4 separate regions of the Homo sapiens genome follow, and regions 2, 3 and 4 are each linked to region 1. Evidence: read pairs that join two places in POLR2A ChIA-PET (ENCODE). Cell type or tissue: CD4-positive, alpha-beta T cell. All regions are shown on one strand. Each heading gives the region's core, and the rest is flanking DNA. Links, peaks and the distances in the headings are about the cores only.

Region 1 (7,508 bases), core at 1,389-5,388:
GTATGTGCAGGTGACCAAGAAAGCCGTGAGCACGAGCAGTGGAGTGTCCATCCCCGGCCCCTCCCACCAGAAGCCCATGGTGAGTGCCTGGCTGTTCTCAGGCTCCTGAGGGGCGGGGCCAGGGCCTCGATGCCTCTGCCCTGCTTCCCCGTCCTCAGCAGGAGCTCATTTAGGAGGTTGAGGCTGGGCCCTTCCCAGGAGTGCTGCCTCTCAGTCCTGAACATGGGAGGGGCCCAGGGTATGTTCACGGGGCGATGCTGCCCTCCCAGCTGGCCCATGGGTGACCCTGGGAACATTAACTGCCTCACAACGTTTGTGCCTCAGTTACCCGTAGATGTAGTGAGGGTAACAATACTTACTCTCGTTGGTGATAAGGAACAGCTAACACAACACACAGGGTTTTTCTGCTCCCAAAATGGGATTCTTCAGTGCACCAAATCGAAGAAAGCACTGGAGCTCACGCTGGTTTCTCCATTGTTTCTCCTTAACAGTGGAAACCGTAACTTTTGTTCTAGTAGCATCTAGCATGCTCAATAATTATTTGTAAATAAAAGTTATACTTTCCCTCCAAAGGGGACAAGGTATTGTTATGACAAGGCTTTTAAATAATAAAGCTCCTGCGAATAGCTAACGTTCCTAGAGGGCTGGCTGTCTTGTGGGTTGTCTGATCACTGTGTTGCTGTCATCCCCTCCTCACTATTGGTCATAGCAGGTGATTCATTCAAGGCTACACAGCTGACCTTGAGGAGCCGGGGTTCAAATCCGAGTGGCTTGGCACCAGAGCTGGCTGCAGAGCCTCTTGCGGATCTGTCTCTGGCCAGTCGGCCCTGGAGGCTTGCCATGACACCCAGGTGTTAGTCCTGCTCATTCTCACCCGGCATACCCGGATTTTGAAGCTTGCATTCAAGAATGATACATTAATCAAAAGGGCCTGCCCACCTCTGCTCTCTCTATGGATCGGAAATAGCGCCAGCCTTATTGGGCCTCTCTCCTCCGGAGTCCTTTGGCCTCCCCCTGCTCATGAATGCATTTGGGCCTGTTTGGACTTGTGTAAGGCTCCCGTGGGGTCATTGGCTTAAGTTAGAGCTGGCTGATGAAGAGGGCGAGCACCTCAAAGTGTGAGTATTTCTCCAGATCCCTTCACTGTAGCAGGTGGGCAGCCTCGCCCACTATACTTCTGCCCCTTTCAAAGCAGGTGGGCAGAGAGGTGTTTGTGGTAAGAAAGACCTAGAGGCTTTTGTTCGCTGATTCTTCTTCCTTCATCAGCCATCACCAGACCTTAGATGTGAATCCCCCATTCTTGCTCTTGGTCTTACCTCTGCAGATCAGTTATGGCCGTGGGGGGGAGTTCCCAAATGTCAGGTGAGTATGGGTTGGCTGTACAGTCCTGGGGAATGTTTAAAAAGACCGGCTGGGCGCAGTGGCTCATGCCTGTAATCCCAGCACTTTGGGAGGCCGAGGCGGGCGGATCACGAGGTCAGGAGTTCGAGACCATCCTGGCTAACACGGTGAAACCCCATCTCTACTTAAAAAAAAAAAAAAAAAAAAAAATCGTTAGCTGTGCACATGCCTGTAGTCCCAGCTACTCGGGAGGCTGAGGCAGGAGAATCGCTTGAACCCGGGAGGCGGAGGTTGCAGTGAACCAAGATTGCGCCTAGGCGACAGAGACTCCGTCTCAAAAAAAAAAAAAAAATTGCAGGGACCCACCCCAGACTTGTGAGTGCGAGTGAAGCAGGAGCAGCCCTGGCCATCACTGTTTCTTTGACGTGTACATCCCATCCTGAGATGCAGCTGGGCTGGGAGCCGCCACCTGGGTGGATCTGATTCCTGGATTTCCCCATCCTGGGGACAGGTGACCCATCCTGTTCTCCTCCTTAGGTCCATGTGAAATCTGAGGTCCTTGCTGTCAAGTTGTCACAAGAAATAAACTACGCAAAGAGCCTCTACTATGAACAGCAGCTTATGTTAAGACTCAGCGAAAACCGAGAGCAGCTGGAGCTGGACTCCTGAAGCCCCGCTGCTGAGATGGGCGCTCCCGACACAGCGCAGACCCACCAGGAGGAAAGAGGCCCAGCTCTCAGCTGACGATGGAGGCAGAACCGGAGTCGGGTTTGGGGAAGTTGTCAAGGAATGAGGGAAAGTAAATCCTCATGAGGAAAAGTACAAATGGAAATCGTATTAATTTGTGAGGCAGGGAGTTATTTTAGATTATGGGAAATAATTTTTAAAGGTATTGGTTAAATAACGTTTAAAAACATGTACTGAGATGAATCTAATTTTTAGATTGCCCTGTATTTTGTTAACATGTATATATGTACAACAGTGTGTTTGTAAATATATAGGAACGTTTCTGAACAGGGTCTGTGCTATGTGTAAAGGTTTGTTAACTGTAAAGTAATATAAAGTTATATTGGATCTTCTATTGCACTAATTCTAGATGTCTAATTCAGGATACTGTCTATAGAAAGGCATTCTTAAAAGTTAAAGAATGTTACGTCTTAGTTTTGGAGACTAAAGTATTCCCAGTAAAGTGGGTTGAGGTGAGGGCTGTGGTCCTGAAAGGGACGCCTTTGACATCGTGGCTGTCCAGTTGGGCTGTGAGCTGTGGCACCCAGGACTGGCGCTGGCCCTTCAGAAGGATCTAGGAGAGGGGCTTGGGAGCCCACTTTTAATTTCTCACCCCCATTTTACAAAGAGTGCTTAGATTCTTACAAATTATGATGTAAGTTATCCATTTGGCTTTTTCCTAACTAGTCTTACCAAACTTAGGGGGAAACCTGTGCTCCATTACCACATGGGTGCAAGTCAGCATTGTAAGTTTTCTCAGGTTATTATTATTAGAGAGGTTGGAAACATTGGTAAACTCTGTTGATTGAGAAGGAAAAAAAAAGTCCCATTGAACTGTTGCAACAAATCAGAAATCCACATAAAAGTGCTCTCCTGCCTGGGCAGCAACAACCAAGAACAAAGCCCCGGGACTGTTTTCTTTTTAATAAAGCCACAGGCAGGCATCGTAGCTCCACAGCCCGAGGGGACACAGGATGGAAACCCCAGGATGAGAAGGGAGCAGGGAGAGTTCCAGAAAGGGGGATGAAATAGGAGTATTAAAAAGCTGCGTTGGTAAGTTTTTCATGGAACCAAGATTTGACAAAGGCATCTCTTATCCTTGGTTTTAAATTCCTGCTGGGAGCAAGGCCTGGTATGAGCGCCCTGGGTCTTGTTTTTGGTGTTTCGCTTTTCTGTAAGGATTAAGCAGATAGGGAGAAGGGAAAAGGGGCCTCACTTTAGAATGAATGAGTCACCTTGTGATTTTTAAATTTTTATTTTAATAAAGCTAATCAATTTCTACAACCTTGTCACATGTAGCTGAGTCTGGGATGACTCAGTGGATCAGTGGATGCGTGGAAGGTTTTGGTGTTTATAACTCATGACCCAAATCCTTCCAAGACACAAATGAAGCTAATCTTCTTCCCCTCCCTTTCCTCTCCCACTTCCCCTCTGTGTCTGTGTCTGTGTGTGTGTGTGTGTGTGTGTGTGTGTGCGCGCGCGCGCGTGCATGCAGAGAGGAAGGAAGGGAGCTTTAGCACAAGTAGCTACATAGTGTTCAAGGATCAGCTTTCTTGAACTCCGAGGCTTGGTTGCCTTTGCTGAACTCCAAGTTAGTGGATTGCAGAATGGAAACTTGGCTTTTGCGGCACTGGGTGAGTTTTAGTTTGTGTGTGTCTTGCTGGGGGGTGGTGATGATTGTCTCAGCACTCACGCACTGCACAAGATGGCAGCAGGATACAGCACTGCACAAGATGGCAGCTCCTCTGCAGCTTCCTCCTCAGCCTCCCTCCTTGCACCCCCACAGGTTTGGCTTGTGGTTTTTGTCATCAGTAACCTACTGCCTGAGATCATGATCTCTTAAAAGATGAGACTCTCGGAAGGGTTGATTGTATGCGTCAGTGAGCCTTCTATCACCTTCTGGAACAAAGTCACTTGAAATCTCTTGATGAGATTAAGGAGTTTAGTGTTACTAAGAAAATCTGCTTTGGGCCGCAGCAGTGCTGGGTGTTCTCAGACCTGACTGAGGAAGTTAGCTGCGGGCTGCCCTGTGGGCTGGTGCTTCAGGAGGAATCCAGAGAAGTGTTCAGATGCCCCCCTTGGGCTCCTTTCTAATTTTAATCAGCTCTTTAAATAGCTGCCCATCTCCTGTGATTGCACAACCAAGCACTTTGACATTTGCACCTTAGGAGAGGCAGATGTTAAAATGGAATCCAAAGACCACCTAGGGCGGGGCTGGGTGGGAGATGGGAGGGCCAACTGCGAGCTGCTCCACTTCTCAGCTCTCCCCTGCCCTGCAGCCCTGGGCCAGACAAGGCCAGAAGGTTTCAGGGGCATTTGACATCCCCTCCTGGTTCTCACCAGGAAAACATCCAAAGCTTTGGAGGAAACAGGCCCTGCCCCTGGCTCCTTAAATGCCCCGTCTCTTTGTAAACTGATATTCAGCCAGCAATGCCTAAGACTTTGTTAAGATCATTTCTACTGCTTTTCTTTCTGCTTCAAACACACAGTTCGTCTCTGAGGAAAGTAAAATAAATGGAATAAGAGTAAATTGGGTAAGGAGATATCCAAAGCTACCCAGTCCCTTGACCCAGCACAGTTGGCCGACCCGTGTCACTCCCTGGCTGTCGCTGCTTCTCTGTGCTCACTGAAGGGTGAGCCAGGCCAGTGCTTCCCCAGCCCCTGGGCCTGGTCACTACACAGTGGAAAACAGACAAGCGGCCCCTTCCCCAAATCCCAAGAGTGTCTTGCTGCTTGGTGGGTGCTCATCGCAATGTTCTGAAGGCTCCAGGGCCACTTTGTTTGTAAGTATGATCTGGGCCTCAAAATACCATAGTAGCTGCTTGATAAAATTCTAAAAATATCTGGTTCTCTATTATGTAAACACTATTACAGTCACCAGTGTGTGAAGACTCTTGAGTCTGGTTCTCATATCAGAGTCATCATTTTTCTTCCTGTGGAATAAAATGCCTTGTGGACTTCCCAAACTTGTTCTTTTGTTTTCTTCTGGTCTCTTGGTGATCCACAGCTTCTAGAGCTATCACCAGTGACAAATACCAAACATAGTGTGATGTTCACAATAAAATGTGGCCTCTGCCCCCAGGCCTGGGGAAGCACCCCCACACCTTAACCAGTCTCAGCCTCCCAAGAGTAAGTAGTAGTCTCCGCGCTACACTGGCTGCTGATCAGTCCATTCTGAGGTTCCTGGTCCAAGCCCCAGCAGGACAGACGTCACACTTAGGGTTTAGGCAGCTGAAGAAGAAACAGCAAAGGAGGCCGGGCATGGTGACTCATGCCTGTAATCCCAGCACTTTGGGAGGCTGAGGCAGGCGGATCACAAGGTCAGGAGATTGAGACCATCCTGGCTAACATGATGAAACCTCATCTCTAACCCCGACTATATCGCCCCTCTCTATTCCATCCACTCCACCTCAAAATTAATAACCTTGTGTGTCGCCCAAATTTTCACCACGTTATATAATTATGTGTATAACTAAAACTACAAAAAATTAGCTGGGCATGGTGGTGGGCGCCTGTAGTCCCAGCTACTTGGGAGGCTGAGGCAGGAGAATCACTTGAACCCGGGAGGCGGAGGTTGCAGTGAGCCGAGATCACACCGCTGCACTCCAGCCTGGCACAACAGCCTGGCAACTCTGTCTCAACAACAACAACAACAACAACAAAACAGCAAAGGAGGCTCAGCAGGATCATCCAGAGATGGAGTGACACCAGGAGGGTATGGATCCTAGAAGCTGAGGCCAGAAAGGTTTCAAAGACTACCGAGGGCTGCTACTAAGTCAGGTGGGATTCGGACCAACAATTATCAGTGGACCTAGCAATGCTGAAGTCACTAGAGACCTTTCTAAGAGCTGTTTCAATGGAGCATTGGAGGTGAAAGCCGGGTTGGAGTAGATTCAAGAGGAAAATGGAAGGAGAGAAATAACAACAGCTCTCTACAGGAATCTGGCCATAAATGGAGAGAACTGACCGGAAATTCAAGAGGGCAGGGAAGGAATAAGGGAGAAGAGGGCCTGGCGGGCCAGGAAGATGGGTGGAGGTGGGGGAGCTTGAGATTCCATTGATTGCTCCTGATTTCTCACATCAGGCAAGAATGAATACAGGGCGGGAAGTGATGCTGATTTGGAGAGAGAGAAGGTGCACGTAGTCATGTAGGGTAACGGGAAAGGGAATAGGCCACAGAAGCATGGTATGTTTGCCGGGCGACATTAAGGACCCATTTGACGTTGATGACCGTGAATGTACAGTGGAATCGGGCAGCCTGGCTGTATTCTTGTCCGGCCACATGTAGCTGCACAGCTTCAGTGTTGTAGAACAGGCAAAGAACTGGCTTTAATCAAGAAATGTTCCCCTCACCTATTCAAGTACCTCATCCACCATTGCCCAGTTGAACTGGCCAAGAGCCAATCAGAACAAAATGTCAACAGAAATCCAAAAGCCTAGAGAAGGGAGGGGCTACGCTTTCCAAACCAAAGCACAGCTTCTGAAGACTATGCCCCTTCCAAGTGGGAGAGACAGTGGAAGGTGTGGTTAACAACCCCCACACGCGCACACAATTAGACTCTTTTCAGGGGTTCACAGATGCAGTGGGACAGTCAGTGTTTGACAGTGAACCAGCCAGGCACTCCAGGGCATGGGGATGTCATTGACATAGAAAGGGTATGTGTATGACGATCTTCCATTTCCTCAGCCAAATTCAGCAAGCCGTCTTGCAGGTATTGGTTGGCTGCAAACACAGCTTTCACCCCAGCTCTTTAGACCAAGAATGTGATTTCTAGCACCGTAAGAGATACTTGATGTTTGCTGTTCACTGGACACTGCATCCCAAGACCCTAATAACAGAAAGTGCTTCCTGAAAACACACCCAAGCATGTTCATTATTATTTAGAAGTTTGGATTAACCTGGAAGAGCACTTCTTCAGGAAATTGGAAGTGAGATTGCACTCGCATCTGCAAGGGTCTTGAAGATCATCCAAGTTGTGGCTCTCTGGCTGAGGGCATGATAAAAGCAATCATAAAGACCAAAGAAAGGGACTGTAAACCTAGCGCTTTAGGAAGCCAAGCCAGGAGGATCAAGACCAGCCTGGGCAACAGAGGGAGACCCTGTCTCTACAAAAAAAAAAAAAAAAAAAGGTCGGGCATGGTGATGGATGCCTGCAGTCCCAGCTTCTTGAGAGGCTGAGGCAAGAGGATCACTTAAGCCCAGGAGGTTAAGGCTGCAGTGAGTTATGACTGCACCACTGTACTCTAGCCTGGGTGACAGAGCAAGACTGTGTCAAAAAAAACTCACTGCTGAATAATCCTACTGACACTTTTTAAAAGTAGTCTTCCCTTTTTGCTCCCCCCACTATATCGCCCCTCTCTATTCCATCCACTCCACCTCAAAATTAATAACCTTGTGTGTCGCCCAAATTTTCACGACGTTATATAATTATGTATGGTTT
Region 2 (7,508 bases), core at 1,773-5,772, 76 kb before region 1:
TTCCCTTCCAGTGATGGGAAATTAAGTTACACAGGTTAAATGGTTTTGCCAAGACCGTGCAGTCAGTGTTGGAACCAGGGGATGGTGCCCAGGCTTCACAAACACTGAGCCCACTCTTTTCCTACCACACTAAGCCTTCTCAGAGGAGAGCCAGAGGAGCTTCTGATGCCTTGAAGACAGCTGTGAAACATCTTGCTTCCAAGAGGGCCTTGCTTTCCTAGCACCCACGCCAGATTGTGTGAATGCTTGGTTCTATAGTCTCAGCGGGTCATGCAAATCTCCAGTCCTACGATCACTAAGAAACAAAGCAAAAGGGGGCAAAGCCAGATAGATTTTACCAGCCTGTTTGGATTTTGTGTCCAGTAGAATTAGCAAGTGAAAGTTGTAGGATTGCTACAGAAGAGTTGCTTAGAAATCAATTAACGTGACAAACTGAGGTGCCTCAACAAATAAATTATATGGAGAGATAAAAGTTGTTAGGACTAAACACAGGAAGAATTTGCCACTTGTTTCTCTGTAAAAGGTAAAAACATAACAGTGAACTGTGTCTAACTTATGTTAAAAAATTGAATTTGGTGAGAAGCCTAGTTTTAATAATATTTCATATGATAATTTAAACTCTCTAACTTTTGCCTATTTAACCCCATCTTGTATTCTTCCTAAGAGATGTGTCAACACTAAAACTTTTCTTAGTTATTCCAGCTGAATATGGCAAAGCTACAATAGCTTTTCCCAGATGCAGACTCTTAACACAATCGCTGATATTCAGTAGAAACTCTTTGGATAGCAGATTTGGGAAAGAACCTTAAGGCCAGCCTTTAGCCCTCTCAAATTATAGGTAGAGAAACTGAGACCCTGTAAGGTTCTCAAAGCTAATTAGTCACAGGGCTAGCCCTCAAACCCAGGCTTTCTGGCTACAGATCTAGTATGATTGTTGAGACTGGGCCGGCAGCTTGTGGGCACCTGCTTGGTAGGAGTGAGGGGGAGAAAAGTAGTAGGGTGTAAGCCTTGCCTACTGTATATCTTCTCAGCGTTCTTTATTTTTTATCCATTTGTGTGTCTGTCTCCCATACTATACTGAGTTCCATGAGTACAAGGGACTAAGTCATACTCGTCTTGGTATCTTTAACCCTAAGCACTTAGCCTGTGATCTAGGAAGCCCTCAAGGGTTTGTTGCACTGAACCAGTCTGTTCTGTGTCAAGGTCAACTTACCGGAAGGGGCTGCAGGTAGTACAGCTCCTTAAAGCACCTTCTATTACTAGTCCTTCAGCAGAATCTTACCCAGTGAGTAAACCCATGCAAAACTTTTGCATCTCTCCTGAAAGCAGAACAAGACCTGCCCCCATGAAAAGAAAGAAATAGGGAATCCCTTTATAATTAGATTTAGTGGGCAGTGGTGAGATGTAGTAGAGATGAAACTTTAATAGACACATAGTCTTTGGGTGATGCCAAAATTAATCTAACTTTGTGGGTTAAAATGAATTTTAAAATTTTTCTAAATGTTCATATGTTTTTCTCTGTATGTTGTTAGAATTGTCATCGGGTTCTTTCTAAAGGCTGTGTGAAAGAAAAGAGCAAGCCAGGTGCGGTGGCTTACACCTGTAATCCCAGCACTTTGGGAGGCTGAGGCGGGCGGATAACCTGAGGTCGGGAGTTCGAGATTAGCCTGACTAACTTGGAGAAACCCCATCTCTACTAAAAATACAAAATTAGATGGGCATGGTGGTGCATGCCTGTAATTCCAGCTACTTGGAAGGCTGAGGCAGGAGAGTCGCTTGAACCTGGGGAGGCGGAGGTTGCTGTGAGCCTAGATTGTGCCATTGCACTCCGGCCTGGGCAACAAGAGCAAAACTCCGTCTCAAAAAAAAAAAAAAAGAAAAGAGCGAAAACATCTTTAGTACTGGTTCTTGCCCTAGGACAGAAGTGGCTGTTTGCTGTACCTCTCAGTGGACACTGAAAATGTGGATGTGTCCAGTTGCCTGCTGTCCAGCAACCCTGGAAGAACTTGTGATGGCTTTGTCTTCGTTATGAGAACACTTTGATCTGAACCCCTTTCCTTTTCTGAATCCTTTCCCTTTTTTTTTTTTTTTTAAGACAGTCTCACTGGCTGAAGTGCAATGGCACCATCTTGTCTCACTGCAACCTCTGCTTCTTGGGTTCAGGCAATCCTCCCAACCCGGCCTCCTGAGTAGCTGGGACTACGGGAGCACACCACCACACCTGGCTAAATTTTTTTTTCTCGTAGAGATGGGGTTTCTCTATGTTGCTCAGGCTGGTCTCTAACTCCTGGGCTGAAGTGATCCTCCTGCCTCAGCCTCCCAAAGTGCTGGGATTACAGGCATGAGCCACTGTGCCTGGCGTCTGAGTCCTCCTTCTAAAGGGAACCCACTGCACAGCATCTGGCTGCTGCCAACAAAATGACTGCCCCACCAGTCCCACAGGTGATGAGAGTTTGCAATGGCCTTCACAGCTTAGTACCTTAGTACCTTTTCTCTCCTGGTAACTTAGAATGGAAGCCCCATGGGGGCCCACGCATATCTGCGAGGGTGCACAGGCATGTGGCAGAATGAGCCAGGGGCCACCCTCTTGTTCTGGAGGTGCTGAGAGCCGGCCTGGCTGGGGGCTGTAACTGTCAGGCTGACTCCCAGCCACACTGTCCTCCCTGGAGTAGGTGCTCGAAACCTTTGCTTTTTGCCTTTTCGCTTTAATCTGGAACGCTTGGGGAAAAAAAAAAAACAAAAAAACAAAAAAACAACAACAAAACAGTAGACCAAATGGTGACTGAGTCCCAACCCTTCTTCAGGCCAGATGAAATCATGGTCCCTGCTGGCGCCATTCCTCCATCTCAGAGCCCTCACTTGGGTTCAGACCCTCAGTCACACAGGGAGCCCCGCCACAGCTGAAGTGTTTTGTCAGAGCAAGATTGCAAAGAGTTAACACTTTTGCTTTTTCGGAAAGTTATCTGTGAAGAGTATTAGTTGTTTAATAAAGCGTGCCTGCCCTCCCGATGAACCCGCCAGTGACTCTGCAGCTGGGGTCATTCCAAGTTCACGCAGTGGACTTTTGACTGCCTTCTGTGTCTGTGAAAACAGTCGGCAGCTCCTGCGGGGATCATTCATTCAGGCCTGTAACACAAAACTATTGCCAATGGGCACCTGCTGGGGCAGCTTCCCGGGAGGGCTGGGAGGAAGATACCAAACTCATCAGGCATCTGTGGAGATAAGAGCGGCAGGGGATCCACTGGGATCCCGCTAATCAGGCCTGCACTTAGACCCCACTGCCTGGCCAACAGGCTGGTGTCAGAATGTATTAGGCAGCCCTGGCCAGGATAGGATGTGAGCTAATTAAAGGCCTTTTACAAAGAGGAGGAGGTAGGGGGTGGGGAGAGAGAGAGAGTGAGAGAGAGAGAGAGAGAGTGTGTGTGTGTGTGTGTGTGGAGGAGGAGGAGGAGGAAAGAAGTTTGAAGTGCATTCCCCAAATTTCCAGCACATTCTTTATTCCTCTGTTTTATCCCTCAAAACAGAAGAAAACAAATTAGAGGCTGAGCATTTGGTTATTTCTAACCTGAAATTGTCATTCATTGTGCCTGATGCCGTATTGGTTTTAACTGCTATTTTTGTGGAATTACATATACTGTGAAAGACATCTTTTGCCGCAGTCTCCCTGGGAACATCCTGTTGTTGAAATGCCGTTGGTCAGCTGCTTGAATTTTGCCCTTTTCTCTGACTTTGACACATCAAGGCAAAAATAGGTACCTATTTGTGGTGTGTTCTAGGTTTCTCCCTTTTGCTTGGAAAATCCACTTGCCAGCTGTGAAGGGTGCTGCTGGGAGGATGAAATGAGTCAGTGCACAGCGTGTGCTCTTAAAGTTTGGTGGTTGAGGTGGCGGTGGTAGCAGCTTGGCTCTGTGGTTTAAAATGCCACAGCATGCACTATCTTGAAAATACTCAGTAGTCCTAGCATACAACTGGGTTTTAGTTACACCTACTTAAGGAAGAAAGCTCATTTGAAAGTGTTTGATTTTCCTGTACTTTCGTTTGTTTATTTAGCCTGTGTATTCCCCCCACCCCCAGTAAGCAGCAAACTAACTTATTTATAGGCCTCAGGTATGTTTAAATCTGTGGTATTTTCTTAATCAGCCTGATAATGATACATTTTTGAAAGCAGTTTTGTTCACACATAAACCTAAGCCTTTATTATATTATTCTGATACATTCCACATAAGCTTGTCTGTGCACAAAGAAACATTTAGATTAATCTTGTACTACATGGTAACAATCCTAGGAAATTCCAATCAAAAGCCAACAACCTGTTTCCTTCATTCTGGACTGTTGGTGGGTTTGTTTTTGTCTGTGGTCTGATAAGGAGTAACAACAATGTTAATTTTGTATTTCCTTGGCATTTGTCTCACATAATCTTTTGTCAAAGTTGACCAGTAGGCTTGTCAGGCTTGCCATGCAGTTTATGAAATAAATAGTTACAATGGAGTAGTTAACTTAGCCCTGCGGAATATGTTAGTGTATCCTTACCGTAAGTGTTTAAAATGTTAATTACATTTATCTTTATTTCTCAGCATTGCTATACAGAAAACATGGGATAGACACTGATACTGATTGCCCAGTTGAAATAAGTTTTGAATTTAGTAACTGAATGGATAGCTTTAAAAATGGTACTAATATTTTGGGAGACTGAGGTGAGCAGATTGCTTGAACTCAGGAGTTCGAGACCAGCCTGGGCAACATGACCAAAAAAAAAAAAAGTCTAAAAAATACAAAAATTAGCTGGGCGTGGTGGCACCCGCCTGTAGTCACACCTACATGGGAGGCTGAGGTGGGAGGATCATCCGAGCCTAGGAAGTTGAGGCTGCAGTGAGCTGTGTTTGCACCATCACATTCCAGCCTGGGTGACAGAGCAGGACCCTGTCTGAACAACAACAACAAAAAGATACTCATATTTATTGACTGCTTCACTATGTGCCAGGTACTGTTCTGAGTCTTCATACAAATTGATTTGTTTAATCCTCATAACGACCCTGTGGAATGCTAGTTTGTAAATGAGGATACTGACGTTCAGAGAAATTAACTAATTTGCCCAAGGTTACAAGGAGAGCCAGGCTAAGAACCGAGATTCTCTGATTCAGAGCCCGTCCTCTTAATACCAGTGCAAAAGCAGCACTCTATCTAGTAGGCTTCATTCTCGAACCTCTCTGCGATATATTTGCAGGGATTAACCATGTAAGGCTGTATTATCAAGGGGATACAGAGAATTTGAGTCACAGTTTAAAGTCATTTCCTGTGCTACCCTGTGTTGTATAATTAGCTCTTTTGTAGATGCTGTACCATCCAGGCCAAAGTGTGTGGCCGAAACCAGGAAATTGTTCTAACCCTGTCTGAGACACTTAGTGAAGGAGTTTTGACTTTGCTCTAACTCTACACATCGAGCTGACTATAGATTTATGTGCAAAAAGCATAACCTCATGTTAACAGGTCTATTTATTGTGTCTCTAGAGCAAGTTCACAACTATGTATGGACAACTAGAAATGCCAGGCTCTGTGCTAGGCACAGGGGACACAGACATAAACAAAACAAAGCCCTCTCCCCTTGGGGTCACCATCCAGCAGGGGAGGAGGACTTGCAGTCACACACATGTGGGAAAGTGTTCCAGGTTTGAGTTTGGTGTCTGTGGGGGTTCCTGTAGGGGGATCTCAGGAAGGGGTGGACTCTTCTACCCAGGACAAGGAAGGTCTGTACAGGGGAAGGCACGCCGGTGCCCAATCCTGAAGTCCAAGGAGATGCTTGCCATGTGGACAAGAGACAGGTGGGGACAAGAAGAGGCACACAGGGAGCAGTCCCAGCAGGAGGGAGCCTGGGGTGTGCAGCAGCAGGACTAGGGAGGGGTCAGTGGAGCTTAGCAGGTGGGCCTCTGGAATGAGGAGCTGGCCTAGTGGGGAAAGACTGGCTCATTGTACATCCCTTTGTTTTCCCTTGTTTCGCCCCCACCCACCACGTGAATTTAAAGGGGAAGAGACTTAACTGAATGTTTCACTTTTTGAGCCTAGTATTGTTATTTGTCATGATTTGACCATAATCTGCATATATACAATGTTAACTATTATTTTTTGCAAGTTTTTTTTTGTTTGTTTTTGTTTTTGAGACGGAGGTTTGCTCTTGTTGCCCAGGCTGGAGTGCAATGGCGTGATCTCGGCTCACCGCAACCTCCGCCTCCCAGATTCAAGCAATTCTCCTGCCTCTGCCTCCCGAGTAGCTGGGATTACAGGCATGCACCGCCACGCCTGGCTAATTTTGTATTTTTAGTAGAGACAGGGTTTCTCCATGTTGGTCAGGCTGGTCTCGAACTCCCGACCTCAGGTGATCCACCCACCTCAGCCTCCCAAAGTGCTGGGATTACACGCGTGAGCCACCGCTCCTGGCCTTTGCAAGTATTTTTATGTGGGTAAAACAGTTATACCTTTCACTGAGCGGGCCCAAACAAACAAAAACAACAGCCTGTCACACCGTGTGTGTGTGTGTGGCGGCGGGAGGGGGGTACCCAAAAACCCTGACTCACTTTTTATATAATTAGAGCTAAAACCAAACCAAGTCATGGCTTGTTTGCAGTAGGTAGATTGCAGAGTTACCAAACTGTTCTTTCTGACCAGAGTGACTCAGTCTAGTGCAAAGTCATGAACTGCCTCCAGCATTTCTCATTAACCTAATATCTCCATCTAGAGTAGAAATTCACCCTCCCTAAAGCCCAGAGGAAACAAACTAAGGGTCCTTGTGAAAGGAAAAGGCCTTTAGACCCTAAAACAACTGATTAGAAAGGCAGGACGAAAGGAGGGAGGGGGGCATTCTTTGTGCTTTCCTGTGCAATTTGGAGCTCAACAGATGAAGTGTTTGCCATTGATCCCCAAACCACATTTTGGGAAACTATCTGACCCCATTTGACTGGCCATTCAACTGTTCCACCATTTTCTTTACACAAAGCTAAACTAGATTTGAGCTAAATTTGAGAGGGAAGAGCACATTACATATGGGAATGTGGTTCATGGTTTTCTAACCCAACCCTCCCCTCCCCCATCCATTCCAATGAGTAGATTTTTCTCTGGAAATCCATCCTTTCTTTTTCCATTCAAGGCAACTAACAGTATCCAATTTTTGATTCGTAGTTTTAGTTTTCCATGTATAGACTAAAAGTGGATGTTTATCTTGAGACAGGAATGACTGTTTTTCTGCAATTGTTTAGACTAAGGCTAGGTAGATTTCCTGTGGACTTCTTGGAACCTTTGAGCCCTGATGTTTTCCCTGCGCTCAAAAATTACAGTGCTGGATGGCATCTTTCCAGCTGTTGGGATGGGAGACAGGCTGGGCCCTTTGACTCCTAAAATTGAACTTAGGTTGAGCTGGTTGGCAAATGTGGCAATGAAAGGGTTCCCTGAGCAAAACCTGGGAAAATATCAGTCTGGATATACTCTCCTAGCCCTGGCTTTCTTAGCACACCTTGATG
Region 3 (7,006 bases), core at 1,446-5,445, 53 kb before region 1:
ACTCCAAAAACTTACTTGGGAGGCTGGTGTTTATCTGCTGGAAAGAGAGGATTTTATTATGTTAAACTATAGTGCAAATGACCATAATTCTAAACCTTTGACAGGCTTCCCTCAAACGCTGCAGGCATGTTCCTCCTTGGACTAGTAGCAGAGTAATAAGAACAGTAAGAATGCTAACTAGATACCAGGCCCCCGAGCCATTGTCATGAATGCTTCCAGCCACATGACAAAGTAGGTACTCTGGCTATTCTCCAGATGCAGAGGAGGCTCAGAGGTAGGTGACCTCGCTCAGGGTCATGTAGTTACCAGAATGGTCGAGGGAGGACTGAAGTTTGGTCAGATGCCCCAGCTTGTGGCCCTTCTCCTATACTGTGGTAACTCTCAGATGGGGTCTCTGACTGAAGCCACTCCTTAGTGATTCACGGTGCTAGCTTTGCAGCGTCGTGTGGTGTTTCCAGTTGTCCTAAAGGAAGTTATTAATTTTCATTAACTTTAATTCTCTCATTAGACAGGCAGTGATATGGAAGGCAAGGCAGAAAGCAAACAAATAATGATAGGGGTTACATCTCCAGAAAGGTCAGGAATCACTGCCCTAGGTTGTAAAATATTTGGACTGAGTAAAAGGCATGAGTCTTCCCATAGCTTCTTCCAGGAACTGTTGCTTTACATGGAATTGCTGCTGTGTTCACTAGTCCCTCTTCTGTGCCCAGAACTCACTGTCACATGTGTCAAGAATCCTCATGACTGAGGTTTCCAGGGCAGATCTGATCTGTGTAACACGCACCCTAACCCCCTTGCCAAAGGAGAATGAAATAGGCCCCTAGATGGCCACCCAGTTCCTGGGCCTTCCAGGCAGGCAGCTTGCCTTGAGGCTTTCCCCTGAGCCTTGTATCTAAGGAACATTCCTGTGAGTTTTCTAAGAGGTTAGTCCTGGGTCATTGGCACTTAAACCACTTGTTTTGGTAGATCCTTCCTGAGAAGGTTAATTATATATTTGATATCCTTCTCTTTTTATGCCTGAATGATGAGGATAAGTACTCTGTGGTTTATTAACTGTCACTTTAAACCTTTTCAGATTGTCTTGTGACAAAACAGAGTTTTATGTCCTTTTTATCCCAGCTTTGATGGATGAGACAGCTTTTCTGGTTAAAGTATGCCAGGATAAATAAAATCTCTGAATTGTGGAAAGGGTGGGTTTGCATTTGAAATCATGAGTTCAAGTCTGCCACCTCCTATGAACGGTGACCTAACCTGTTAATCTTTCCATCGATTTCGTTTTTGGCTTTTGACAAATGGAGCTTGGCACCTCATAGGTACTCAGTAATTATTGAATAAATGAAAGACAGCATTACTGGAGGGAGTTTGATGTCTCCAAATATTTGATACCAAACCCTAAAGCAACAATCTGACACATTTCCTGTTTTGAATTCCACTAATTCTTAGAGCAAAGAGCCTATGTTCTTACCATGATACAGTCCTGAAGCTCACTTCTCCCTCAAGACTATTTTGTTATACCTCTGATTTTTTCAGTAAATTTGGAGTAGTATTCTGGAAAGTGAATGTCATTAAAGATTTTTAGTAGTTGCTTTGCAAAGCCTAGTGTCCTCCATTGTATGCATCCCCCAATTGGTATGTGTCCAGTCCTTTTGAGAACCACTCAACCTGGGGCAGACAGTATAGGTAACTGCATTTAAAATATTTAAATTTATTTATATTTAAATTATTGGCCAGGCACAGTGGCTCACGCCTGTAATCCCAGCACTTTGGGAGGCCTAGGTGGGCAGATCACTTGAGGTCAGGAGTTCGAGACTAGCCTGACCAACATGGTGAAACCCCATCTCTGCTAAAAATACAAAAATTAGCCAGGTGTGGTGGTACACACCTGTAGTCTCAGCTACTCGGGAGCCTGAGGCAGGAGAATCACTTGAGCCTGGGAGGCGGAGGTTGTGATGAGATGAGATCACACCACTACAGACCAGCATGGGCTTATCTAATTGTATTTAATTTAAATTTATTTAAAGTAATTCAAATAGTAAAAATAGTGCCAAGACTTTAAAACTCTTCTCCTGCTTTTAACTCCTTCTAGTTTGCTGGAACATTATCAGATGGCTTAGGGAAGACGATGGACAATCGGCATCAGTCAGAGCGGGAGTACATCAGGTACCATGCAGCCACAAGTGGTGAACACCTTGTAGCCGGCATCCATGGCCTGGCTCATGGTAAGTCATGGGTGACATCAGGCTCTGCTGCTGCTGGTCCTCAGAGGCGCCTTTGTATCAATCTGATTGCAGCTATAAAAAAAGAAAGGTGGGCTGGGCGCGGTGGCTCATGCTTGTAATCCCAGCATTTTGGGAGGCCTAGGAGAGTGGATCATGAGGTCAGGAGTTTGAGACCAGCCTGGCCAACACAGTGAAACCCCGCCTCTACTAAGAATACAAAAATTAGGCCAGGCACAGTGGCTCAATCCTGTAATCCCAGCATTTTGGGAGGTCGAGGCGGGTGGATCATTTGAGGTCAGGAGTTTGAGACCAGTCTGGCCAACATGGTGGAACCCCATCTCTATCAAAAATACGAAAATTAGACAGGCGTGGTGGTACATGCCTGTAGTCCCAGCTACTCGGGAGGCTGAGGCAGGAGAATTGCTCGAACCCTGGAGGCAGAGGTTGCAATGAGCTGAGATCGTGCCACTGCACTCCAGCCTGGCAACAGAGCAAGACTCCAATTCAAAAAAAAAAAAAAAAAAAAAAAAGAAAAGGCTGACAACAGAGGAAATCCTGTGTTGGCGTACCTGATAGCCTTCCAAGCTCTCTTACTTTATCCTCCTTGCAGTTGAAATACGACAGCCGGTGAGAACTCCTCATTCGCTTTCTGAATGTTGTGCACATTGCAATTCCTTTTCGTTCTCTGGCTTCTGTTCCCAAAGTATCATAAGGTGTAATCAACCAGACCTGTTCTTAGAATTGTAGCTGCTACTTCTCTTAGAATTGTAACCTCTGCCTTCTCCTTACTGATCATTCCTTCCAAAGAAATTGAAATGAGGAATTTGTGGCCAGGTTTGTAGCCCAGGTGTTTTTTAGTTTTACATAAATGTGCATTCACTAAAATTATAAATTTATTTGCCTAAGAGATGTTGGTGATGGCATGAATGCATTTGGTCTCTGACTTTGAATTCTTTTAATGCTTTAATTCTGAGTCATTTGCCTTTTGTTGCATTTTTCTTAACAATTTCTTAGTACGGCATCCAAGGCCCTTGGAACTATAAATCCAGCCAATTTTCCAACCACCATCCTTCAGCCATGCTGCACTTTGGCCACACACAGCTATGTACTGCTTCCCAGGTGTGCTTCCAAGTCCTTGCTCACACATGGTCCTTCTGCTCTCCCTCCTCTGCCTCATTTCCTTGTCTATCAAAATCCTACTCAGCCTGTAAGTCCCAACTCAATACATTTTCCCAGCTCTATTGTCCCTGTTAGAGTTAATGACAGAGCACAGTCTGGGTTGTGTATGTCACCAGCTGTGTACATCTGATAGATTGAGAATGTGAGGAGGGGAGAAGGACCACTTTGCATTCACCTTTCTCCTTGTGTACCTCACATGACACCTGGCACATAGCTCATGCATAGTAAGGCTTAGTAAATTAAACTCTTTGTACCAGATCCTTAGGAACCATCCAAAGCTATCAGAGTCATATCAAGACTGATCAGTATTAATTATCTGCATTTGGAAGAAGAGGAAGGAATATAGACAGTAAAATATTATATTTCTATTTGTGCTTAGGACACGTTTAGAATAGAGTTTTTGTTTATCAGCTTTCCTAATGGTGAGATTTGGATCAAAATGCCTTTGCTTTTCCTAAGGCTGCCCAACCGTAAAGGGAGCTGTCCCTAAGGAGACGTCAGGCCAGAAGTGAAATTTGGCTGAAAGTAATTTGTTTATGGATTTTAAAAGTTGACTGTTGGGCAATCATTTGGGGTTAAGGTTTAATCATTCTTTCTCGTAATGGTAATGACAGTACATTGGACTCTTAGAAGACTTTTAAAATGAATATAAAATGCTTTGTTATGTGTGGTGGCCTTTATCTGGCCAGCATCCTTGTGACGTGGAGAGAGCATGGCTCTCCTCACTTTCTGGATGAACACACAAATGTGCTGAGAAAATGCATGATTGGTTCAAAGTTGCAAAATCACCTCCCATCAAGAATCATTCCTATAATATGTACAGCCTCTCCAGGAGCCAATGGCTTCATCCAAAGAGGATCCACTGAGCTCTGGGTTATACGAAGGCAGTATCCTAGAGTGAGAGTCTTCCCTTAGGATGAAAAGACCTTTAGAAGGTGATAAGAACCAGAATCCACTCAATCCCCTTGATGTAAGAAATGGGAATTGTGCTCAGTTCTCTCTGCAGGCCTTGCTGGACCCAGGTTCAGTCATGTTCTGTCTCTCAGGTCCCAGTCTGAATTCCTGTTCTGTGTGTGCTCTGCCAAAAACTTTGTTCAAAAGTTTGGGAAAGGGCTGGGTGCAGTGGCTCAGGACAGTAAGCCCAGCACTTTGGAAGACCTAGAGGGAGAATCGCTTGAGCCCAGGAGTTTAAGGCTGCAGCAAGCGGTAATCATGCCACTGCACTCCTGCCTGGGTGATAGACGGACACCCTGTTTCTAAAAAAAAAAAAAGTTTGGGAAAGAGATATTGCCTCACTGGAGCAAATTTACCCAGAATCCAAAAGAAATGTTGTGAATTGTTAGTACATTCTCACCCAAGGAGTTTCCTTTACCAATTTGTCTCACTAGAGCTGAAGAGTCTAGAGAGCTTCCTCACACCCCACTGTCAGAGGGTAAACATCCTGTGAGTGTCCCTGGCACAGGTCCTGGAGATGCTCCCTAGACGGGCTGCCTCTTCCCTTCAGTGACTGTGACCTCTTCAGCCTCTGCCAGCTTCTGGCCTCTTCTAAGGTGTTTTCAGCCATTGCTGTCAACTTGCAAAATGTTTGGAATGCCTTTTTGACCTGGATTGGTCTTTTGAACTGACTCCATTGAGGGTCCCAGCCAGCTTTCACAGCTTTTTGGGGTGCTCTTCATGAAGGTTTTATATAATCGCCGATACCGAATTTCATCAAAGCATGCAGTAGCTTTTACCTTATTTCAAGCATCCAGTGGGGTTGGCCAGTCACCCCCATAGTGTTCTTTGAAAATTGCAAATGTATACCATCAGCTCTCCATATCCACAGATTCAGCCAACCATGGATGGAAAATATTTGGGGGGAAAAAAGATTTCACGAAGTGCCAGAAAGCAAAATTTGAATTTGCCACACGTTTCAAATACTGTATTGACTCCACACAAATGAAGTGATATGTGGGCATCGTATTAGCTACAATAAATAATCTAGAGGTGATTTAACGTATACAGGACGGTGTGTGTAGGTTATATGCAAACACCTACAGCACATTATGTAAGGGACTTGAGCATCCTAGGATTTTGGTATCTGCAGGGGATCCTGGATCAATCCCACATGGATACTAAGGAACAACTACATTTAGTTATCTCTCTCTGCCTTAGATATCTTTCTTTTCTTTTCTTTTTTTTTTTTTTTTTGAGACAGTCTCGCTCGGTCGCCAGACTGGAGTGCAATGCTGCGATCTCGGCTCACTGCAACCTCTGCCTCCTGGGTTCAAGCAATTCTCCTGCCTTAGCCTCCCGAGTAGCTGGGACTACAGGCACGCATCACCACGCCCAGCTAATTTTTGTATTTTTAGTAAAGATGGGGTTTCACCATGTTGGCCAGGATGGTCTCGATCTCTTGACCTCGTGATCTGCCCGCCGCAGCCTCCCAAAGTGCTGGGATTATGGGCGTGAGCCACTGCGCCCAGCCTCTGCCTTATATTTCATAGGATGCCATCATCTTCAAACTTTCCCCGAAGGCCCAATTTTCTAGTCTCCTGTTGATTTAATCCTCTATCTGTATCCTCTCCTGATCGTCCGTAGGCTGCCCAAGCTCTGGGATCGAAAAATTGGCCACTGTTAACCTCTCAGCTTTTCTCTGATTTTTTTTTTTTTTTTTTTTTGAACTGGAGCACACTTTACTTCTGACTAACATGTAACATATATCCTCTGACTCTGGACTTAATGGGCAAATCTGCAGGATCCTCTTCTGTGAGTTGGCCTGTCTGTGGCCTCTCTGGCACAGAGATTAATAGAATGGCCTTAAGTTATCATTCCATAATCAAGGGGTTTGGCTTTAAATGCTTTTGCTTTTGTCCTCGTCAGGTTACAACAGCCCTTGTCTTTTTCACTAGGTATCATTGGTGGACTGACCAGTGTTATAACTTCGACAGTGGAAGGTGTGAAAACAGAAGGGGGTGTCAGCGGTTTCATATCTGGCCTTGGAAAAGGGCTTGTTGGCACTGTAACCAAGCCAGTGGCAGGCGCCCTGGATTTTGCATCAGAAACAGCCCAGGCGGTGAGAGACACAGCCACACTCAGCGGCCCCAGGTCAGTGGTGTGGGAAGAATGGCTTTTGCAGTTTCCAGCCTAGGTCTGCTGCTTCTCCTAATCCATACTGATGTGTTTAATTGTGCACTTTCTTAGTTATAGGGTTTTTAATTCAAATACTTGTAACTGAAATTTCTGATCTGCCTAATATAAAAAGATGAAAATGAGGTACAGAAACCTGGCATGAATTTTTTCAGATAAATATATATATAGCATATTTTATATATGCTATATATTTTATATATGTATGTATATATAGCATATTATATATAAGTATGTATAACTATATTATGTTATTTTTCTCCATTAGAGAGGTCAGAATTAGGATTAAACTGTTAGAAGCTTCTTCTGTTCACCAAGCCAACTGGATCCCCACATGCCTATGAAGAAAACTGTCAGATTGTAGTCTGGTTCTTACTCCTACACCCCGTGATATAGTTCTAGAATCCCCACTGTTGTTGTTCACCATGTGGGTCTGTTCCTTCTTAATTTTCCTTCCGCTTGAAAGTATCAGCCCCAAC
Region 4 (7,508 bases), core at 2,135-6,134, 61 kb before region 1:
TCTGTTCTCTTCCATAGTCCAGGACTTTTCAGACCTGAAATCAGTTAACCTGGAGATGACTAATTCAGGTTCAAGACACCAGATCTGCTGGAAGTAGATGGGTGTGAATTTTTAATGTCCTTTCCCAGGTCACCCTTTGTGGATTGAGAGATAGCAAAGGTTGGAATGACGACTGAAAGGCCACTGAGGAATCCAAGGGACATCCTAGGCAAATCCTAGGCAAAGACCAGAGGTTTCTGAGGAACTGTTGGGAAGTAGCTAAGCTGCAAGTTTATTCCTATTTTAGCCCATCTGAAAAAAAATGGGAACATTTGAGTTCATTTTTAAAAGAACCTTCTTTTGACCTTTCATTTGAGCCTGGGATCAAGCCAGTTTTCTAAAGAAATGAGACAGGACTTAATTTAAGTACCTTAGATTTGAACTACCTCCCATTCCCATTCTACCTCCTCTGCAAAAGACAGGTTCAACTTCTTTGTTCTCCCAGATGCTAAAGACCAGTTCCCAATTGGTGGTCTTACCCAGATACATGACACTTGTGTATAAATAACTTCCCTGGACATTGCTAGAAGTGAAGTATCAGCTTTGCATGTGTAGCTTTCCCAAAATGCAGGTCTATCCTACCCACCACCATAAAAAGTTAGTTGTTAGAAACAATAGCTTAGTTTCCACTGTGAATGGTGTATTACTCTTAGATGGGTCAGGGGTATTTTGAATAGCAGAAGACTGGCAAAGATCAGCTGGACATGGTGGCTCACACCTGTAATCCCAGAACTTTGGGAGGCCAAGGTGGGCGGATCATGAGGTCAGGAGTTTGAGACCAGCCTGGCCAGCATGGTGTGAAACCCCATCTGTACTAAAAATACAAAAATTAGCCAGGCATGGTGTCGCGTGCCTGTAATCCCAGTCACTCAGGAGGCTGAGGCAGGAGAATTGCTTGACCCTAGGAGGCTGAGGTTGCAGTGAGCCAAGATCATGCCACTGCACTCCAGCCTGGGTGACAGATCAAGACTCCCTCTCAAAAAAGAAAAAAAAAAAAAAGAACAATGGCAAAGATCAAGAGGAATGAAGATTGAACCAAATGAACTTTCAAAATCTTCTTTTTTTACCCTAGGAGCATGGTTGGTTTTGCCTGCTTTCTCTCTATAGTCCTCTTTCTCTCCATAGTCCTCTTTCTTTCCATATCCCCCTATATTTGTATCTCCATATATGTCCATTACTGGTACATGAAACAGGCCTTTCCAGAGCAGTAGCTTCTTTTGGAGTTAGTTTGCTTGACCAGACCAGCTCTAACTTAGCAAATGTTTTAGCTTTGGTGTTCTACGTCCTTCAGGAAATCATTCTCCTATAAGAAGCTGGGGTGGAAGAGGAGACCTCTCCTCCATAGGCAGCACCTCTTGAAATCACTGGTCCCAATCTCCACCCCAGTCTGGCCTCCATCTTTCTTCCTAGTATAAATGGTACATACTAGTAATGTAAGCTGGTGTGGTGTGATGTGATCCACATAACGGACATGTACCAAGCCTCCTATTTCTTTGGGACCTGTTTCAGATTGTCAGAGTAGTAGCTTTGGGAAAAGAAGTAGATTCTAGGCCACGTGGCCTCCGGAAAGGTCTGGGTGATGGAAGTGGGCCAGGTGTCTGAGTTACGGATATGGATCAAGAAAGAACACTGGAGCCTGACTCCTCTTCCTTGTCCAGATATTTGCATGTAATTTTTCAGAAATTTTTTAATATACTTTTGTCAGCTGCCTTCCTTTGTCAGTTCTGCTACTTGGGAGAGAAAAGAGATATGCCTGATATCTCTGTATAATTTTCACTGGCATTTAGGAAGGAATTTTTCTACGAAGACAATAGCAAAAGTCATGGTTGGGTTACCTCTCTAGGTTACCCAGTATCACACATAGATACTTAGCAGACTTTTGCTGGAAATGCTCATGGTCTTTCCAGCTTTATCTGTAAAATGAGCATAATAATACTACCTCACAGGATTGTTGTGAGGATTAAGCTAGTTAAATATTTCATTGATGAGAGGCCCCAAAGACAGTGGCTGGCACATGACGAACGTTGTTGGCTGATGCTTATGATTCCAGAAGTTCCACTGTGGTCTTCAGTACTTGGAAGTTTGCCCTTACCTACTCTGCCACACACTCATCTAAAACTTAATTTATTTAAAGAAATAGTTGGGAACGGATTTCTTTCTAAAAACCTCAAAAAACTTATTCCAAACCCTTGAAACCTATTTTACTTTTGCCACAAGAAGCTCAGCTTATACTGGTGCCCAGCATCTATGATTATTCTCTCTGATGTCATCAGCCTCCTTTCTTCTAAGCCTTTGGCATTAAAGTGAATATATTTATTCATTTGAAATAAATACAAAGTACTTTGTAAGAATGGAGGTCTTGTGACTAGGAAGGAGATCATCTTGAGCTTCTTTTCTGTTGAGGAATGTTCGGTTTCATTTCTAAAGTTCTGTATTTTGCGATTTTAATTGACATATTTATGCTTTCCTTTGTTCCAGAATGGGCATGAGGTGATTTCCATAGTTTAGGATGAGACATGCAAGATTCAGTGGGGGAGAAAGAGGAGGGAACCGGAGAGCACTCATTGGAAGAAAGGATAGGATTTCCAGTAATAACCCTTTGATTTGTGTTTTTTTCCAAGTGCTTTCGTAACCAAGGTCGCCGTGGGTAACTCCATGGGTGGTGTTCTCCCTGTTTTGTAGATGAAGACACTGATTCTAAAGAGAGTGTGTCTTTTGCTCATGTTCACCCAGCTGATACTAATGACAAGAGTTGGCATCAGGACTCTGCTTTTGAGAGCCTGTGTGTTTTCTTGGAGTTGAAATAAGTTATCTGCCAAATCAGGCTTTATGGTGTGACCGCCATAGAGGGAATTTTTTTTCCTGCATTATAATCTATCTCCTGGTTCAGTACTGAGGCACAAGCTATTTATGCAAAAACCTTGTTAGAATGGCAAAACAGGAGCTCTCATGGGGTGGGAAGGCATATTCCCCATGGCCAGTGCTAACTGTATGGAAACCTGTCTTCAGGCTTCCCTCTGCATGCTTCATGGGGTTTCAGCAACAGACAAGTAGGGGTCTGGCATTTTCAACATAAGCATACCCCCCTTCTGCCAAAAAGTCCTACACTGGGTCCTAGCTGATGAAGAGCTGAAAGGCAGGACACAATTCCATCCACAGCTGGGCTTCAGGATTCATCCTTCCTTCATAATTCTTTATAATCAATGTAGAAAAACTATAGGGAAAATAGGATTTGACTAAGCCCCGACTTCTCTATGTTGAAGATCAGTTGTCTTGATTCTACCTGTGTACATCCTGCTTATTTCTGCGGTTTTTACTTTATAGCATACTCCACCAATCCTTTTTAAGGAAAAAGCAAAATCCTATTATGGGAATGCTTCAAACCACTCTGAGCTTCCAGATTAATCTGAAACAGCATCTGAGTTCACAACTGGGTCAGAGTTGCAGAATAGCAAGAGAAACTTGCCAGTTCAGCAGGCGTGTGTCTTGGGTTAGTTAAGACAGCAGGACAGTCCTGAGGCCTGACTTCCTTGCATGTGTTTCAACCTTGGGTGCTGAGATAATTCTGGGTGGCTTTAGATAACTTTGTTTCTTAACTGAAAAAGGAGTGTCTGTTGCCTGATAAGTGTTTATCCGTGAAATAGCAACATGGTGTGCATCTTAGGGTAGGAGGGCTTTTAGATCTCCAGAGACCAGGAAAAAAAAAAAAGCAAGGTCATTGGCTTAGGCATATTACTGGAATTAGGATGTCAGTCCCAACTTTAAAATGCCTGTATTGTTTTTATTCAGGGTCCCCTTTCTGGATTCCTCCCCTTTTTTTCTCTTTGCCTTAAGGGCTATACATAATCCATAACCAAGTAGAACTGAAAACAGACAAAAGCACTCCTCTTCTAGTGGATAGAAATCTGGAATCCAGAAATGCTTCCTTCTTGCCAAACCTCAACTTGTTCCGTGCCTTTTTTTTTTTTTTAAATGCCTCTTCCCAGCCTCCCCACCCTTTCGTGATTTGGCTGAGTGAGGACTAGCTGTTTGGTTTGCCTTTTATCAACAATAGATATTCACTGCTTTTCAGGTCACATTTTCCTTTAACTCTTCTCTGTTTATGAGTATCACAAAAGGGTTCTTCAACATCAAGGCAAAACTCACACTCAGAATACTTTTTAACTGTGGATATTTTGACAGTATGAAACGGAAGTCAGTGGTGAAGACTTTCGTTTTGAAGTGACTTAGGTCTTACATGACTCAAAGATGGTTTTCCTAGTAGTATACCAGCAGAGTTGAAAATGACTCTGAAATTGAAAGTCCCATACTACTTCTAAGAAACTTGTAAAAAGTGTTGGCCAAATGCTACACCAAACATTTTGCATTAATTATTCTCTTAACTCTTCAAAACAGTCCTTTGCAGGCCAGGCTCGGTGGCTTATGCCTGTAATCCTAGCACCTCGTGGGGCCGAGGTAGGCAGATCACATGAAGCCAGGAGTTCAAGACCAACCTGGCCAACACGGTGAGACCCTGTCTCTACTAAAAATACAAAAATTAGCCAGGCGTGGTGGCACACAACTGTAATCCCTGCTACGGGAGGCTGAGGCATGAGAACCGCTTGAACCCAGGAGGTGGAGGTTGCAGTGAGCTGTGATCGCACCACTGCACTCCAGCCTGGGTAACAGACTGAGACTCAGCCAGCAAAAAAAAAGAGCAATCCCTTACAGTAGAAAGTATGTGATTTTAGCAGATGGATAAACTGAGGTTCAGAGAAATTAAGCCTCTTCCACCAGCATGCGTGTTTGGTAACTGTCAGGGTAAGATTTGATTCCTTTGCTCCTGCTTGTTTGACTACATCGTGGCAACTCCCACAAAGTTCATGGCAGCCTTACTTAGAGGCACAATAGATAGTTGGGTTTTCCAAATTTATGAGTTCAGACATAGCTTATTGCAGACAATGCTGATTAGAATTAGAGCTGTGCTGGTAGCTGAGGTTTGCAGCTGTACAACCTTGTATAGTCTCTGACTTGTGGTGGTTTAACTTACAATTTTTTGACTTGACGATGACGTAAAAGCTATATGCATTCAGTAGAAACTGTACTTCAGATTTTGAGTTTTGATCTTCCTGGGCTGGTGACATGTGATCCGATTCTGTCGCAGTGCTGGGCACTAGGGCAGCCGCAGCTCCTAGTTAGCCACGTGATCATGAAGAGGGAACAAATACTCTACAGTGGGCCCTGCTGCCAGATGACTTCGCCCAGCTGTCAGCTAATGTAAGTGTTCCGGGCATGTTTAGATATGTTAGGTGTATGAAATTCATTTTTACTTAAAGCCTTTTCAACTTAAAAATGGGCTTACCCGGACGTAATCCCATCATAAGTCAAGGAGCATCTGTACTTGGAAGAATATAAAACTTCTCCATCACACTACGGAGTCCTGCCACTTCTCTCTTTTCCTGTTGTATTTGGTTACCATCTTCCCTGGTGACAAGGAAGATACTGCCACCAGCAATTACTCAGTGAGGCAAAGATATTAAAGAGGAAATTTCCATTAGGTAAATAACTGTGAAAGAAGAACCCAAGAGAAGGGAGAGAAATTCAAGCCCCAGCTCCTGTTACACTGGCCAAATGCCTTTGGCACCCCATGCTTGCTGAAGATCATAAAAGGGTCAGGTAAACTGATCAGACAGAACAGAGGAACACAGTGTGAATTTTTTCCCTTGCCCCATTCCAGTGTCTACTTGAATTTCAGTTTTAGAAAATCAACCCTTCGGAGCCAGGCCCCAAACCCAGGCTAATTTGCAGTGTCTCCATTTGTGTAGACAATGAGATTATTTTGGGAAGGAGGGTGTTGACAGAGTGTGTGTTAGCTATTCAGTAGAACTGGCATCTTGAAGTACTTCTGAGATTTTTACCCCCTTGCTGAAAATATTGCTTTATAGAAGTTAATGACTTTGGACTGTGGCCAGAATTCACAAGTATGGCATGTGTTGAAGTGAAAGGAAGGGGAAAATCATTGTCTTTGTGAGTGTAACACTAGATTTTCTGAAGGACATTTTGTTCCTTGGAACCTTTCATTTTAGCTAGAACAACATGCACTTGAAGCCTTAAGTATTTTGTGGACTTGAGATTGCTACAAAATGAGGTAGGCAGACTTAAGTCTCTGCAAATGCTCCTTCTGGTGTTAAGGTATTATAACCAAAGAGTTACAAATTGTCTGCAGATTACCTTCCAGTTGCTAGTCGCTTTCCCAGTTTAGAAGCCTAGCACACCCTGGTGCTGTTATGCCCTGCTGCAGATAGCTTCCGCTTTGCTGGGGGGATATGCCATGCCAGATGCTTTACGTGCACACTATCCCTGAATCCTCAAGACAGTCCTGCAGAATCTGATTATTCCCATTTTGCATATAAAGAAGTCAAAGTTTAGATAACATAATACTATTTTTATTGAATGTCTCATATGTATCAGGCTCTGTGCTATGTGCTTTACATGTATTACCTAATCCTTACAGCATCTTTGTAGGGAATATTTGTATCCCCATTTTGAAAAGGAGGAAAACAGAGGCCCGCAAAGGTTACTTGTCTGTGATCTCATAGCTGTTGGGTGTCACAGTCAAAATTCAAACTCAGGTGTGATTATCTTTCTATTATGCCACATCCATACTTCCCTACTGAGGTCTTGAAGGCAAGAGACAGAAACCACTTCTGATTTCTGATTCTCTGTCTCTAGCCTGCCGTACAAGTAGGGCTTCTGCACATGTTGGATTGCTTGGTTGACTGGGTGTGTAGTGGATTTGTACTTGCTCATATCGGGACTCATTTTTCCTTCGTCTGAATAATCTGGACCTCTATCTCCAGGCTTTACTTGTCACAAGACAGTGGGAGGATGGGATCATGAAGGATGGCCTGGGCCAGTCACTCCCTACATGATGGTGTAGCTCTTTTGGGTATCTCTGCCCTGTTTTGATGACCATCTTCAAAGTCAAGGACCTGGGTAAAATAGTGCTTCCAAGCTTCAGAGAAGAGCAAGGCCAGAGGGCACCCATGATGAGCACCACTGGAATTCCCTCCCTCCACAGCCCACTTGTTTTCTGCTGTCTTTGAGGGAGAAATAATGGCTGGGCAGGACTTACCTTCCCACTGAGGTGGGGAATGGGGTAGAATTAAGGATGCCTAACTAAATGCCTCCATAGTAAAAGGAGGCCACATGCTTTATGGTAGCCTGGATTCAATCCTCAGAGTGCAGTGAACTGGCCCAGGGCCCTGCCTTTACCACTGTATCCATCATTTGGCTGGCTTTGGTTTAGTTTCTGTAAAACGTCTTTCCCAGTAAAATCTGATTAACTACTCATCAATACAGGTTTGGTTGGATCATAGATTTCAACATCTACTCAAGTTTTCTGGGTTCTCAAAGCTGTATTTCTAGGGGTGAAGACTTTTGTAATGGTTGACTGTTAACAAGTGGCAAAGGACAAGTCCAGTTGGCTT

What was found. Peaks named below come from ENCODE experiments on the same cell type or tissue, not always from the same donor. Only the 100,000 strongest peaks of a DNase experiment are listed, where the experiment ranks them.
Region 2: POLR2A ChIA-PET joins it to region 1 with 26 read pairs; 10 of 35 experiments call an interaction of 5 or more read pairs at or near these places.
Region 3: POLR2A ChIA-PET joins it to region 1 with 27 read pairs; 9 of 35 experiments call an interaction of 5 or more read pairs at or near these places.
Region 4: POLR2A ChIA-PET joins it to region 1 with 27 read pairs; 9 of 35 experiments call an interaction of 5 or more read pairs at or near these places.

Annotation. Positions count from the first base shown.
Region 1 is chr1:12,507,015-12,514,522 of GRCh38, forward strand. VPS13D (vacuolar protein sorting 13 homolog D) reads left to right here. Exons shown (of 70, transcript NM_015378.4): 69 at 1-79; 70 at 1,879-5,033. The coding sequence ends at 2,010. It overlaps SNORA59A (small nucleolar RNA, H/ACA box 59A), which reads left to right and starts at 232; the gene lies at 232-383. RefSeq lists enhancers at 859-1,028, 1,395-1,896. In CD4-positive, alpha-beta T cell, for the core only: no CTCF peak of the experiment used is centred there; a DNase peak (open chromatin) is centred at 3,847; H3K4me3 peaks cover 1,637 bases; H3K27ac peaks cover 2,608 bases.
Region 2 is chr1:12,430,534-12,438,041 of GRCh38, forward strand. All of the region lies in intron 65 of VPS13D (vacuolar protein sorting 13 homolog D), which reads left to right. Among named protein-coding and RNA genes, the nearest start is that of SNORA59A, 73 kb to the right of the region's middle. RefSeq lists an enhancer at 2,954-3,098 and a cis regulatory region at 3,021-3,031. In CD4-positive, alpha-beta T cell, for the core only: no CTCF peak of the experiment used is centred there; DNase peaks (open chromatin) are centred at 3,398 and 3,878; H3K27ac peaks cover 1,952 bases.
Region 3 is chr1:12,453,912-12,460,917 of GRCh38, forward strand. It overlaps VPS13D (vacuolar protein sorting 13 homolog D), which reads left to right. Exons shown (of 70, transcript NM_015378.4): 66 at 2,087-2,219; 67 at 6,290-6,485. Among named protein-coding and RNA genes, the nearest start is that of SNORA59A, 50 kb to the right of the region's middle. In CD4-positive, alpha-beta T cell, for the core only: no CTCF peak of the experiment used is centred there; no DNase peak of the experiment used is centred there.
Region 4 is chr1:12,445,400-12,452,907 of GRCh38, forward strand. All of the region lies in intron 65 of VPS13D (vacuolar protein sorting 13 homolog D), which reads left to right. Among named protein-coding and RNA genes, the nearest start is that of SNORA59A, 58 kb to the right of the region's middle. In CD4-positive, alpha-beta T cell, for the core only: no CTCF peak of the experiment used is centred there; a DNase peak (open chromatin) is centred at 4,242; H3K4me3 peaks cover 975 bases; H3K27ac peaks cover 1,558 bases.